2 separate regions of the Mus musculus genome follow, and region 2 is linked to region 1. The links are chromatin loops, found by intact Hi-C in ENCODE. Cell type or tissue: heart. All regions are shown on one strand. Each heading gives the region's core, and the rest is flanking DNA. Links, peaks and the distances in the headings are about the cores only. Region 1 holds the start of Gm30420 (a long non-coding RNA gene). Region 2 overlaps Lclat1 (lysocardiolipin acyltransferase 1).

What was found. Hi-C counts contacts between places; a loop is a spot of excess contacts. Peaks named below come from ENCODE experiments on the same cell type or tissue, not always from the same donor. Only the 100,000 strongest peaks of a DNase experiment are listed, where the experiment ranks them.
Region 2: it touches region 1 in a loop (2.3-fold over the local background); 3 of 42 quality-filtered maps call a loop at or near these places.

The regions. Positions count from the first base shown.
Region 1 is chr17:73,018,971-73,026,452 of GRCm38, forward strand. Gm30420 (a long non-coding RNA gene) reads right to left here and starts at 5,179. Exons shown (of 2, transcript XR_385745.3): 1 at 2,993-5,179; 2 at 1,350-2,328. RefSeq lists an enhancer at 3,193-5,181. In heart, for the core only: no CTCF peak of the experiment used is centred there; DNase peaks (open chromatin) are centred at 3,741 and 4,621; H3K4me3 peaks cover 749 bases; H3K27ac peaks cover 2,292 bases.
Region 2 is chr17:73,218,127-73,225,608 of GRCm38, forward strand. All of the region lies in intron 5 of Lclat1 (lysocardiolipin acyltransferase 1), which reads left to right. Among named protein-coding and RNA genes, the nearest start is that of E330032C10Rik, 29 kb to the right of the region's middle. In heart, for the core only: no CTCF peak of the experiment used is centred there; a DNase peak (open chromatin) is centred at 4,115; H3K27ac peaks cover 1,989 bases.

The sequences.
Region 1 (7,482 bases), core at 2,563-5,062:
ATGCTAACACTAAATATGTAGGTGCCATGTCTCTGTGCACAAGGTAAGCATGCTTTCCTAGATGTCAACTAAATGTCTTATCATTTGACACAATCCTATCACTCTCCACTTGGAGGTAGTACCAGGCCACCCAGTTTAAAGTGCCACAAGACTATCCTCCAATTCCAATATCAAAGTCATCTCCTCTATCTCTTTTGAACTAGACTTAAAGTTTCTCTACACCATTCATTTGGCTTCAGTGAATGTACTAGAGAGGCTCACAGAACTCATCTAAATGCTTTAATTATGATTAGTAATTTATGACAGAAGTTACAAGTGAATAGCCAAATGGAAGAGATGCACGGGACTGGTCCCAGGCATGTGGGAAGAGTACAAGTTTCCGTGTCCCTTCTGTGTTATAGACATGTTTAATCCCAATCTGGGGTTTCCACCCTGCCTTTGACCATTCAGTTCCCAGACCAAAAAAAAAAAAAAAAAAAAAAAAAAAAAAAACCACACATTTATTATTTACAACAAGCCTTAAGCAATACAAGAGCTGGGCAGATATCTGCCTTCTATGCTATTAGAACCTACTTTTCTATCAATAACAGAGTCATTACTTACTAAGTTTCATTTGTGCTGCTCTTAACTCAGATTGGCCAGCCTTCAGGGCCTTGTTTTCATGACTTCTAACCCATGGCATCTTTCTCCTCCACTCACCTTCTTCTTCCTCCGGTCTGGGTCCCCCAACTCCAGGGATCCCCACGTGTTTAATTATCTGAAGCTGTCAAAATCCAGTTCTTTGAGGGGTATTTATGGAAGCTTCCTACAAAGTCAGGACCGAGTAAGTCCTTGGCCTCTGTTGAGCCATTCAACCTTCAGCCCCTTCTCCTAGAGGTGGGGGAAGGGTGAGGTGAGTGTAGAAGTCCCAGCGATCTAATTACATGACTGATTCCTCTGGCAACCAGCCCACCTAGAATTCCATCATCAAAACCCAAAATGCTCATATCATCTGGAAAATTCCTGTGAACTTAGGAGGTCTGTGTCGCATACTCCTATTATTCAGTATATGACAAAGTTCTTGGGATCACTATGTCACAAGGCATGACACATTTGAAAATAGCTACAAGAGAGAGTTTGAGGTTCTCACCGCAAAGAAATGATAAGTGCATGCTGTCATGAGGCTAACTACTCTGATTTAGTCAATATGCAGTGTATGCATGTATTAAAATATAACACCATTCCCCATATACATTCTAATTATAAACTAATAAACAATAGTAAATCTTAGAACAAAGATGTTCTGATAACAAGGAGGGGAGGTGTGGCAGGGACTTTGGGAACTCAAGTCAGAAACCGGGAGGCAGGAACAGAGGCCAAACATGTATTTCTGTATCACAGAATCCTCCTACCCATCATGCCTTGTTTCAGATGCCATATTGACCCCCAAGTAAGAAGTATCTTGGTGACAGCAGGGGACCCCACTGATAGGGTAAGATTGCTGCTACTGAACTGGAAAGACAGCCATGCCTGGGATACCCCATCCTATCAGGAAATGAGATCGCTCTCACCAGGTGGCAGAAGGTGGTGTTTTGATTTAAAGAATCTGGCAGAGGGCTCTTCAGTCACAGACAGCTGGAAGATGAGTTCAGACACACCTTTTCCCCTCCATGTGTCTTTACTATATAAACAGATGATTGGCTAAAGCCCTTGTATAACTACCCTAATCCACTACCTGTGTTTATTTCCAACATGGTGGAATTAGTTGAGCCTTTCACTTTTTGGGTGTCTGCTATTTTGTTATTTATCCTTTTCATAACATTCATTGTCATACTTTACTCATAAAACATAATGAATTTTAAAATGCTGCTATAAATATTTGCAGAGCACCGGCTACCTCTGCTTCCGAGCACAATTTAATGAATATATCGGCCTTTTAGAAAACGATGTTGAGGTTACTATAACCTGGGTCCTTTGTCTTCTCTTCTCTGTAGTAGTAACCTCCTTAGTTCTGGTAAGGTTACCCCTCACCTTCTCACCCAGAAGCTTTGAGGCCCTCTTGGCCCTTCTATGATCTGTATCACTTTCCCATCTAAAGGGCCCCAGTCTTTCTCCCAGCCCATCTGTGTGCAGATGCTCTCGCAGCTGTAGGCATAGCAGAGGCTCAGCTGTCTGACCCTTGTTCCACACCAGGGAGATAGATGGCTGTTGCTTCCTTTCCACGAAGGATTAGGTAGCAGGTTTAAAGCATACTTGTGCTGGAGAAGCTTTGTGGTTTGGATCCAGAAAATGGGTCCCAGCTCAGGCTCTCCTCACTCCAAGAATGACACATTAAAAGACTGAGGCTTTCTGCAAAGAAAATAAAATGGCTTCAATGTACAGGGTTCAAGTCCATAGGGTTAGGGGTCAAGTCCATGGGGCAGCCCCTTGGCTTCTTTACACTATTTGCAATGACCCTGCTCCTTTGCCCAGTTTGGCATCCAGACATGCAGAATGTCAACACTATGGAGTCACATCACATAACCATCATGTGGGCAGTTGGGTTGCCAAGCTACCTAGTGAGCATCTACCCCAGGAGCTAGGAGACCTCCATCTATCTGATTCAGTCTACCTCCCACACTGTTAGCAGGTGTCTGGTGCACAACAAAGTCACTCAAAATGAGGTGATCACCTCCTTATACCTGCTGGTCAGCCTTGAGGTGAGAACGTTCATCAGGGTCTCCGACCTGATACCTTCTGAAGGAAGGGGTGAGGATGATCCTGACCCCATGATGTCTTTTCTTATAAATTGGCTTAGCAATGTAATGATTAAGCTTGGCTATTAACTCGAGACTTAGAACCATCCTGGAAACAAACCTCTGTCCATGTCTGTGAAATATTTTCCCACATTATGTCAGTTGAGGTAGGAAGCCACACCCACCCATCCCCACACTAAACATAGGTGGTATCATTCCACAAGCTGAGATTGTGGGCTGAATATGAAGCAGAAAAGGAACTGAACACCAACACTCACCTCCCTCCATGTCCTTAACTACAGGTACAATGTGACCAGTTGTCTCAAGTTCCTGTCGCCATAGCTTCCTCACCAAGGTGGAAGGTACTCTGAGAGTGTGAACTGAAATCAACCTTTCTTCTTTACATTTTTTTTTTTTGGCTTGGTATTTTGTTGCAGTGACCAAAAAAAAAAAAAAAAAAAAAGATAGCTAAGACAAGAAAATTGCACTGTATGAGGCTTCCCAGGTGTGGAAACTGTAGACACCCCCAATAACTATTAGGATCAGATTTCCAGGTTCGGTTCCATTATTCAAACATCCACTTTTTTTTTCACCCAGCCCATATTTTGACCCCACCTGCTCCTTTACCTGTAATGAGAAATTAACTGTTTCATCATGGGAGTGATCATCTAGATTATTAGGCTAGAGGTCACCAGAATGTGCCACAATTCTAACTCCTTGCAAGCCAGAAGGACTTGGAGGCCTGGTGCTGAACTGGGAAGGTGTCATGTTCCCTGTGAGGCTCAGCTGGAAGGTCTAGAGCTCTTGGGTACCAATCCTACCATGGTCATGGGAATCTGAACTATGAAGCCACTGGCCAGAGGACAAGGCCCTGGGCTCAAATCACGTTATAGCATTGCTGGAAACCTGGCTCCTTGTAGCCCTAGAAAGTGTGAGGGCTTAGCTCCTAAGAGAGATTGCTGGCGTTGACAGCTGGGGGCCAGGGCTCTGAGGCCACTTGCTATATAGGAGCCAGTGTTTCTAAGTGTGCATGAGGCGCCTTCCCCATGGTGGGGGCTCTGGATTGGCAGACATCTACATTGGGCCCCACAGAGGGCTCCTGTCTGTGTCAGAGCCATCTCGCGACACCTGCACGCCTATCAGCTTGAGCTGAGTGCTTCTAGAGTGTGGACAGGGCCAGAGGGAAACCAGCCGCTCCTGGCTCCCTGCCAGGCAGCTCACGGCCCAGAGGAGCCTGAAAGTCATGAGAGACTTGCTCTCACCCTGCAACCATCTCCAGCTGGGTCAGGGTGCACGCTCAGAGCCAGGTGGGCTGAGTGCCCAGCTAAGTGAGCACTGAGGGCAAGTGACTTAACTCCTTGAGTTTCAGCCTTGTTACCTGCAGGGCAATGGTGTCACCTCCACCCTTGCTGCAGGGCTGTGTTAGAGACGTCCCAAAGGATACAGCATCATTCCATAGGAGAGGAGAGAACAGAAAAGACAGGAAAGGAGAGGAGAGAGAGAAACGGAGAGGGTAGGGAGGAGAGAGAGAAGGCCAAGTTGTTTTCATTTGCAGAGCTTACTGCTCTAGCCAAATATCACCTTTAAATACTATTGACACGACAGAGCCTAGCTCGCTAGCTTAGAGTTGAATTTTTGTTCTGTTTTTAAATCTAAAATTGTGGAACACATCTCCTTGAACACTTTGTCTACTAGCCCTGTCCTCCCTGTCTGCGAGGTTCAAGCTTGGAGCTAGCCCAGGACTGCCAAGGTCAAGAGATGACTTCCTCGGGCCCCAGAAAAGAACACTTGAACAGGGGGAGCCGATGGCTGCTTTAAAAAGCCAGCTGTAGTGGGAAGGGAACACCTGCTACACAGAACTTCCTGTTCCTTGGCTGTCCCCTGCTCTCTTTGCACTCTTAAGTGTGTGTGCAGTGTGTATACATGTGAGTATTTGCATCTGTGTCTCCTGCCTAGGTGCTGCCTGAGGTAGCCGGCACAGCCTCAGTGGGGAAGCCTTCCTGATCTGGCTGCAGCTAAAACACTTTTTCGGGTTTGAAGTTACTTCCACCTAAAATAACCAAATAATTGAGGTCAGAATGGGTGGTCCTTTCTGCTCGAATTACCCACAGAATTACCTCATTTTCCCATTGCCTTTGTGTATAAGCCAAAGCATTAATACCATCCAGGTCAAAGAACAGGCTAGAAATAAGCCACACAAATAAAGAGAGGGCTTCCCAGCCCAGCCTCCCCATGGGTGGCGAGCGTCACCTTGTATTTGATAACAGTATTTTTCAAGTAACTGGTATGTGCTGGCCCGGAGACTGTGCTGTGTGTTGGGAGTACTGTGAAGATGAGGGAAACGTGATTTTGTACAGCTGAAGCTCAGATTTTAGTCAAAAGTAAAAAAAAAAAGTCAAAAGACAAAAGTCAGTAAAGTAACAAATACAATGGTTATAAATTATAGTGAGGGTTATAATGAAGCCAAGAATAAATAAATAAATAAATAAATAAATAAATAAATAGAGAGAGAGAGAGAGAGAAAGAAAGAAAGAAAGAAAGAAAGAAAGAAAGAAAGAAAGAAAGAAATGTTTATTCTAAGCAACTGTGGGTAGTGGCATATGTGTGTGTGTGACACACACACACAGGCACACTCATAAAAGGGAGGAAGGAAGGAAGGAAGGAAGGAAGGGAGGGAGGAAGGGAAGAAGGGAGGGAGGGAGGGAGGGAGGAAGGAGGGGAGGAAGGGAGAAAGATAGGAAGGGAGATAAAGAGGGGGAGAGCAGAGAAGGAAGATAGATAAATGAGGAGGTGAGGAGAGGAGAGGAGAGGAGAGGAAGGCGAGGGAGGGAAAGAGGCATGATGAGAGAAAGATGAAGCAGGGAGACGACAAGATGGGGAAACCTCATGAAGTATGAATCACCAGCCCACGGAGCCAGGACAGGAGAAGGTACACAGCGGTGGGAGGCACACCGAGTCCTTTACATACAAGCTGTTCACTGGGGTGCAGGCAGAAAACAGCACTGGGTTCCAGAGAGCCTGAGCTTGTTCATGGATAGAGCCAGACCGGTAGAGACCGCCTACCCAGGACACAGTCCCTGGCCTGCCTCTAACACGGGAGCTGCCACCCTTGGCTAAGATAGCTTTTTGGTTTTTGAAATGGCTGAAGACAGAAAAAGGTGATGATTACACAGGTGTTTTGGTCACCAAGGACCTTGAAACCAGATGAACAGTGGAACAACTTTTCGTTTGTTTTGTCTAGCCTCATAGGATAAGAAAATGGCGGCACTGGGACACCGCAAAGTTGCGCAGCTGATTTTGTAGGGAGCCGGGAGTTCCCATATCCACCCCTAAGGTTTGTCTTCTCTTAATGCAATACCCAGGTCAGTAGAGGGTTTAGAGCTCTTTGTTTCAGACTCTGGATTTCAATCAGGACTGGCTTGGGAGACACTACCGGTGGCTCTTTCAAAAGGAAGAAAGAAGTTCAAATCACAGAAGTTCTGGGCATCAGAGGCTGTTAACCAAGCCCCTTCTTATGGATGGACAGACTCAAAAATCTATATAATCTAGATGGTCCCAGGCCATAGAATGGGATAGTGACAACACCAAGGGAAAGAAGGAAGGACGTGGCTTCAAACTGTGGGTGCAAGCCGGGCATGGTGGCGTACGCCTTTAATCCCAACACTCAGGAGGCAGAGGCAGGAGGATTTCTGAGTTCGAGGCCAGCCTGGTCTACAAAGTGAGTTCCAGGACAGCCAGGGCTATACAGAGAAACCCTGTCTCAAAAAAAAAAAAAAAAAAAAACAAAAAAACTAAACAACAACAACAACAAAACTGTGGGTGCTACCTGCCAGTAGTGGATCACTGAGCTCAGTAAATGAGCAATAGCCAAAAGTATTAAAGAAATGAAATTGAATCCAATAGAACATAGAGCTTATGCAAATACCCATTTCCCTGGCCCCTTTCAGTTGCATGTTTTACTCTAAGCATGCAAACCTTGTATGGAAAATAAAATGTCTCTGGGCTACAGTCAATAGCCAGCAAAAGCCACTGGACTAGGGAATTAGCATAAAGGAGGAAGGCTAGGTAAAATCCAACATTTTTGCTTCTTAACTCCAGCAAAAGAGTTTTGAAATAACCACTGTATTCATTTTTAATGCCACCAAAATGACCTCTTCCTTTGATCTCTGGCATTGACCATGATGGCTGCTTCACAGGCTGGTGGGTCCTCACTACCACATAGTACTCCTATGGGCCTGACAGAGGCCCCGAGAAGCCATCACACCAGAAAGAGGCAAAAGCCAGGTGATTCTCTCAACCCCAGAGCTATTTCCTGTATCCGACTTTCTTCCCTGTCAGATACAGGAAATACAGGGAATGAGAGCAGGCTCATGGAAACAGAGACCAGCATCCTTCATAACAGGATGTAGCAGGGGACCACACGCAGCTCTGAGTCAGGACTAATTCAGAACAGGGCTGGCTGCCTCTTCACCACTGCAGGACACTGTCACCCTTCAGAGAGCAGGAGATACCTGGAGAGGACAACAGGGATTTTCCCTGCCCTGGTCCAATAGCCAGGCCTTCTATATCCTCAGAGTCTCCACTCCAAGCACAGGCAGTGCCTAAAGAGTGGAGTGGGAAGAGAAGCAGCCCTCAGATTCCTCTATGTAGAGGTTCCCTTTGGCAAGTGTGTGCCTAGGTGCACATTCATGTGTGAGAGACAAATGGGAGAACATGAGGGGAAGAGATTTTAATCCTATAACGAAGCCCTTGAAACATATCTAGGTCA
Region 2 (7,482 bases), core at 2,669-5,168, 200 kb after region 1:
TCATCCCAGGAAGAGTATTTCACAGGCTGGGGAAATGTGATTCTCCTCAGGGTCTGTTTTCCTGGGCATCACATGCATCTGCACCGGTTCTGACTTTGCAGCCATAGAAGGCCGGCAAGTGCGAAACTGCAGCTTTCTACCTGGGCCGCTCTTCTGAGGCGCTGCCTTGGCCCCTGCGTGCTGTTTCCCGGACATACCTCTCTCTCACGGCAAGAGCAATTCCAGCTTCTCAGCTTTGATTTCAAACTGACAAATTGTAGATTTTAGAGAAAGAGATGGGCTGCATGAGTAAGATCTGTAGAGATGTCTCTCAGGCTAGTGAAATCAGATCACATCATACGCTTTGAAGGTAAAGAATTGCACTAGTTTCGTGCTGGTTCCTCCTCATCCTCCAGCAGATGGTAAAAAGCCATTTCCTCTGTAAAGGAGAAAAGAGGCCGAGCACTCAGTGAAACAAATAATACATAAGAAAGTTAGAGTCGGGCCGGGTGTGGTGGCGCACACCTTTAATCCCAGCACTCGGGAGGCAGAGGCAGGTGGATTTCTGAGTTCGAGGCCAGCCTGGTCTACAGAGTGAGTTCCAGGACAGCCAGGGCTACACAGAGAAACCCTGTCTTGAAAAAAACAAACAAACAAACAAAAAACAAAGAAAGAAAGAGAGAAAGAAAGGAAGAAAGAAAGAGAGAAAGAAAAGAAGAAAAGAAAAAAAAAAGAAAGACTCAATATACAAACCAAAATATTGAGGAAACTTAGGAAACAATCCTTGTCCAGAGTAAATACTTTAAATGGCCCCTGAGTGCTTCAGTTTTTTCCCTTTATCATAAATGGTAAAGTATCAAGAATTAAGCATAAAAAGTTTGTAGGTAGAGGCTCGATACGATGAACGAAGTTCATGAGAAAGTGCAGTGCTCCAGCAGCAAAGCTCAAGGTTTCTGTCCAGGAGAAATAGGAAGTGTCTACAAAGCAGACATTGGGGAGGTGTCAGAATGCTCTAGGAACTACTAGCAGAAAAAGTGAGAGTCCTTTAATTTCTAAGAAAGTAGGTTTGTAGTGAACAGAGCCAAATTCTTCAGCAAGTTGGGGAGGAAGCAGCATTTAAGCATTCAAGATTCCCTAGGTTTATTATGGTCCCTTGACCATCTTAGTGAGATGCTGCTATGTAGTTTAACCGAGGAGCAAAGGGACCAGCAAAGAGGCTGATTAGAGAGCAAGAACATCTTACAGGGGGCGGTCCTCAGGGTGGAGACAGGAAAAAGCCAAGATAACAGGTGCCCAGCACTGCTCCTGAGTCAGGAGGGAGTGGAAGGCTCCAAGGAGAATTTCCCCAAGAAGATGACACTGATAAGCTAGCTGATGCTTGAATAAATGGAAAGAGAGTTGTAACTTTAGCATATGATTTGGGTATGAAAACTTGACAGGTCTCTGAAAAATGATTAGTGGGACAGAAAATAATCGTAAATGTTGTTCTCATCCACTGTGAATATCACCATAGCTATTTAAAGTGCGTGGTAAATGGTGGCCGTACAAAGACCTGGGATTGAGCTCTCTTGGGACTGTGAAGGGATGTGGGTCTTTCCTCCTCCCTGCGGCAGCAGAAGCACATGTTCCAGGGAGCTTTCTGGTTAGCTTGGAAGTGATTGTCCTTCCGGGTCACCATAATGTGACCTTTCAACCTCCTCTTCTATGCTTCAGCATCTTGGAAGGGACAGAGTCGGACAGGAATCCAAATCACCTGTAAATCCTGCGCTCTGTAGAGCAGCGGCTTCAGCTGCACTCTGGACATGGTGGCATGTGCTTACGTTACAGCCATGTAACTGTGCTGGCAGAGCAAATGAGAGGGCCTTTATGAAACTTGAAATTCATAAAACCTTCACGTCTCCTCATACTCTGAGAATTTCATCATTTAAAAGAAAAAGTGAACAAAACAAACAAAAAACATCGTTAGTGCACAAGCTCCTCAGACACAGGTACAGTGACCCGTGGGCTGTGCCTTACAGACCCAGCCTCGGCCTCCTGAAGAACACCACACACTTTCTAGACAAGTTAAAGAGTAAGGGCCTGGTCAGGAGAGGCAGGCTGCAGCTTCCTCAGTGGGAAGAAGGTTTCTTCTAGAGTGCTTGCTGTCCTGGGTCCTTTCAGTGTCCCTGCAGGTGGAAGCCCGGGTCCCTTCCAAGGACCTCACCATTCAGCTCTCATGTTAGAGGGACCTCTAACAATTAAAGGAGCTATTCAGATAAAGCCTGCAAGTTTCCAGATTCATTCCCCTGGATTTGAAGACAGTGTTTTAGGGGGAAAAAAATAAAAGAGTGTGTGTGTGCATGTGTTTTAAATTAAACATTTATAGTGCCAAGGTTCCCAAAGATTACTTACTAGCCTAACCATGTTTGCACACAGCAGTATTTTCAAATTTAAATTCAGTCATAATCTCCAAATTGCCCTAGCTTAGACTGTTGAAGGTATAAACTCCATTTCATCTCATTTGGCCACCTACATGCAGCTGTCAGGGAGTAGTCTTGATGTCAAAAGTCTGTCTGTTTCATTAAAATGTTAATTTCATGGCTCTAATTCCCTTTGTAAAATATACCACTGCAGGACAGTATATGCAGATGTATTCCAAGGCAGACTAATTTGCATGCTGTGTTTTTGGTTCATTTTTCTAGTTTTTCTTTTCACGTACTGCTATTCTTAGAAATTGCTTTAGTGCTTAAAATGTGTTCAAATATATAAAATAGATATGTAAGCCAATTTCAGACTTGCAGAATTAGTTTAAAGGAATCCAGAAAGCTATTTTCCTCATCAGGAACACAATTACCCGTTCTAAGAATAAAGCATGTTTCCTTCCCCCCGCAGCCCTAAGCTGCTCTTGTAAGGAAAGATTCCGTGGCAGCGGCAGTGATAGAAGATGAAGAGCAGAATCCTCATGGTTCTCGAGGGCCCTGGTTTACCATCCTCTGAGGTTGAAAAGTAACCAATATCAAGTTTACATTTTACTCTTCCCACATCTTGAGTTCCGACTGATTGCCCACAAAAGGAAAGATAATGAAAGCACTAACCAAGGGACTTCTAATACTCTCATGGAGGAAGCTAAGACTACTCTAGCTCACCCCCAAATAATTAGAATAGTTACACCCTGGAAAGTACAGGCAGAAGCCTTCTAGCAAGGCTTTTGGCCCAAGGTTCTTGTACATTTTGCATGCTTTCTGTTGTCGTCCATCTCTGACATCTGTGTGTTCTGGTTAGCCCCTGGGCTGCTTGCCTTTCTTTCCTTTTCTGGTCTTCTGTGTGAAAACCATTCCTCATGGCTCCGAGCACCACCCAAGCTGCCCTCCTTTGCAGTTGCTTGAGAGCATGCATACCTCCCTGGGTGACTGGGGGTCTGGCTAAGGCTTTTCAGAGGCGTGCTTCTGCTCAGCCTGTTTACTCCTGTCTGTCGGTCTGTCTTCCCCAGGTCTCCATCAAGTGTATTGAATAGTTATTATTGCACAAAATCAAATAATGTCTAATACGAACTTCCTTCTTTCTTCCTGTCTTCTCTGTTTCTCTTAAGAATACTACTAATAACTTACTACCCCAGTTTCAGGGGACAGAGCTCACTATAGTCCTTGGTTTCTGGGGCTTCACAATCACTGGCATGGGTGTGGCCACTTGTGCAGATTTTCCTGATATACCTTTTCCCTTTATTGTCTCTCTCGTCTTCCATACGCAAATCTTTCTACTAAGTAAGTATTTCTCTTTCTTGTGCTCCTGTAAACTTCATGTTTGGCTATATGGTTCTGTATTTTTATTTATTTACTTACTTACACCAATAAGATTGTGATCCCATCTTTTTCTTGATGGCATTTTGTTTTTAACAACATGTGTTCATGTCACTGGCTTCTGGTAAATGCCTTCTCTCTGTTTTGCTCCTTCCAAATGTCCCATTTACTTAAGCTTGCAAAAGACAGATGTCCATCCAAGTAGCCTCTACCCCCACACCCATCAGCACATGAATACCCTTATTAGTTTTTTTATGTGCTCAGAACTTCCTGTGGGTGCTGCCCAAGCATAGATCTGCGAGCTGGAGGTGCCAGCTGGCTCCGTGTGACTTGCTCAGTCCTCCCTTCAAGTTGGCTGTGCCCTCGACAGCTCTCACTGCTCTCTGAGGGTTCGCCCACGCTCCTGCCAAACTTTGGTGTTATCTTGCTTTGTGTTCCTTGTCACTTGAGAGCAGATTTAAGATGGAAACTTGTGCCTTCAATTTCCTGTTGTCTGATTAGAAAGAGGTTTTGTGCATCGAGGTTTTGTGCATCTGCTATTTGGTGGGTTTCTTCTCGTTGAACTGTCTATTTGTCTTTGGTGTTTCCAATGAGGGGATTGTGTGACTAACTAGTTCTTTCTGTGTATATGTGTTTTAAATCATTTTTAGATATCACAAACATGGTTTTATTTTGTAGTTACTCAATAGGTTTGTTTGTGTGTTCAAATACAGGGTCTCTGTGGCTCAAGCAGGCCTTGAATTCCTGCCCTTCAGCCAGTATCTGTCTGGTGCTGAGGGTATGGGCCTGTCCCCCTTGTTCACTTAATATAAGCATAGTGATAATCTTTGCCTTGTGCTGTCTGTTCTTAAATTTTTATTTGAATGAAAGTCTTCCTTTCCCAAGTGGTCCTTGGCCTTCAGTTTCTTCTGTTAATAATGTAATATACTCTTATTCATCTTGAGTCCTTTATGTCTTGTTTGGTATGCATCTCATTTCATTTTTCCCAATACTACCCACTAAACAGTTTATTATCCTACCGTGCTTTGTGATGTCACCTTTACTGTAAATTAAGTTCTCCTATACCCGTGAGCCTGGCTTTGATTTTATTCTGTTGCTTTGCTCTTCCTTCTTTTTTTTTTTTTTTTTTCCTCTTGAAACAGACATCTGATGTTTATTTCTCTGTAGCCACTGAAGATCTATGTCCTCTCAGTCTTGGGAACTTAATCTGGCATGTTTTATCCAGGACAGTTTGGACAGTCCAAGCTATCCTCCTCTGAAGGCAGAGCACTTGTCACATTTACTGCACTCACTTCTCCTCTCTTGCAGTTTTGTATTTTTATTCATTTCCTGTGTTATTTACATAGTTCTTCCCATGTTTATATCTTGTATTTCAACTGGATTATAAACGTTCAACAGGCATGGGATTGCTTGTATGTCTTTGAATCTGTCTCGGTAATTTTAGCTAACAAGGCGCCTAAGCGAATCATCATAACCATGATTTAGTGAACATTTAATAAACTTCTCATCTGTCCTCTGCCAAGTGCATGAGGTTATTGTAACTAATTGTAAGCATATAAGGGCAGTAAGCAGTTTAGGAAGGACACACAAGCATAGTTTCTATATGCACTTTTTGAACATAACTCATCCTGTAGAATTTTTCCCTCCAATCTTTAAACTTCCTATTATACTTGACTTCTTTCATATTGTAAAACAGAAAGCACACATTTACCAGTTCTCCTTAGCTTTCCTCCTTTAGTTTTAGTAATTGCATTTTATTTAAGTTTCTTTAATGAACTGTGTGTAATGCTATATGCTCAATCAATCATGTACAAGGAAAAGCAATACATTATAATTAGGATCCATTATCATTTAATTAGGCATTCCATTATTGAATTAGAGCCTCTGGCTTCTCTTGGTCTCTGACTAATCCTGAAACAAATTCCTTTTCTGTGGACAAATATTAGCTTGTAATAATTAGAGTATTCATTTAAGCTAAAGCTTTTCATTAAGTCTCTTTCTGATGAAGGTAGTTCCCCAAGTACCGGCTGGTTTAATTTAATATGATTTATTCACTTATGAATCAAGTGTAGGGGAATTGTTAACACTAGAAGACTGGCCATATTGAGATAATCTTAATATTCACTGGTCTCTGGGATATTTAAGATCTTGTCTTAGTAGTTGTGCACGTCTAGGTATAATGTCCCACTGCTAATCTGAGAGTACTGTAATTGCTAGAACAGGCTGTCATTGAATACAGCATGCTGATCCTGTTGTGTGTCATGTTGGAGCCTAAAGATGTTACATTCCTGGATTGGATTTGAGAGTTGACTTTCATCTCAGCAAGGTGCTTCTACACATTTAATGTGCTTCTTCTATTTTTACCACAAGTGCAATGTAGCAATAGCTATACACCCTGGATTAAAGGTCTCTGTGGACATGAACTTGGTAAGGGTTTGGTTAAGCACTAAACCACTAAGCATTGGCCTAGTCTTTTCTTTAAAATTGTTTGACATAGTCATTATTGCTTCCTTACCCTGTCCATACTTTGGCCTTTCTTCTGTCAGTGCTGACCACTAAGAGGGTGTTAAATTTCATTGGTGAATCCTTTAACTTCTCTCTCTACCATCATCTCCCAGTGTTTGTTCCTACAAGTCCGGTCTCATCACCTGCTCTTAAGCTTTAGTTAGTCCAGCCTTTTTGTTCTTGGTTCTTTTAGTTCAAACTCCTTCCCCTTATATGTAAACGAAAAAGTTGGCATTGCTATGTGAATAGGGATAAACTTAAGTAAACAAATAATATGAAGCCAAAGCATGTGTTCTAATTTGCTTCAGGGGAAAAAGGTCCAGAAAATGCTGTACCAAGGAAGGCCATTGTAAGCAAACCAAACAATTGGTCTCAACTAACCTGTAGCTTCAGGAAGCCTCAGGGACAGAATAAGTGTGGGGGGTGGGGCGTGAGGGGGAGGGAGGGAGGAAAGGTGAGCGAGCACTTGTTTTCATTCTGTCAGCAGAGGGTGAAAGGAATACCAGGAGAGGCACCCTTCACAGGCCCCATTTCCAGCTGTGCACCAGAGTTAACAAGTTTCTGGGAACCCTGAGAGCTGCTCTGTCCCTCTCCCCCACAAGCCCCCTCACCTCACTCCCTTCCCCCACCCCCTTCCCCATTTCCTGCTTTCTGCCCTGAGGAGCTATTCTCTGAAATCTGCCATGCTAGAAACCCAAGTTAAAAGGACAGGGACTAGGCAGAGAAAGACACTTTTGAGGGGCTGGAGAGATGGCTCAGAGGTTAAGAGCACTGACTGCTCTTCCAGAGGTCCTGAGTTCAAATCCCAGCAACCACAGGGTGGCTCACAACCAAATGGGATCCAGTACCCTCTTCTGGTGTGTCTGAAAACAGCAACAGTGTGCTCATATCAGGTAGGTATATCTATATAGATAGATAAATGAAAACCAGGGAGTGATGCTTGGCTTGGTCTGGTCATTAAACAAACAAACAAAACAAGACCAACCAGAGGCACCTCTGTGAGTGGGGAGCTAAGGGAGCACAGGCCCAGTTAGAATTCCTCAAAGGCCTGGGGAGCTCTTAGGAGCTGGAAGCTGCCCAGCAGCAAGGAGCACACCTTGGCTGGCTCAGCAGGCAAGGTGGTTGACAGACACATTATGCTAGAAGGAGGGTCTCTAACTCAGGGGAAGGAGCAGACAGAACAAGAATGTCATTTGTAAGGCAGCAATTACAGCACTTGGAG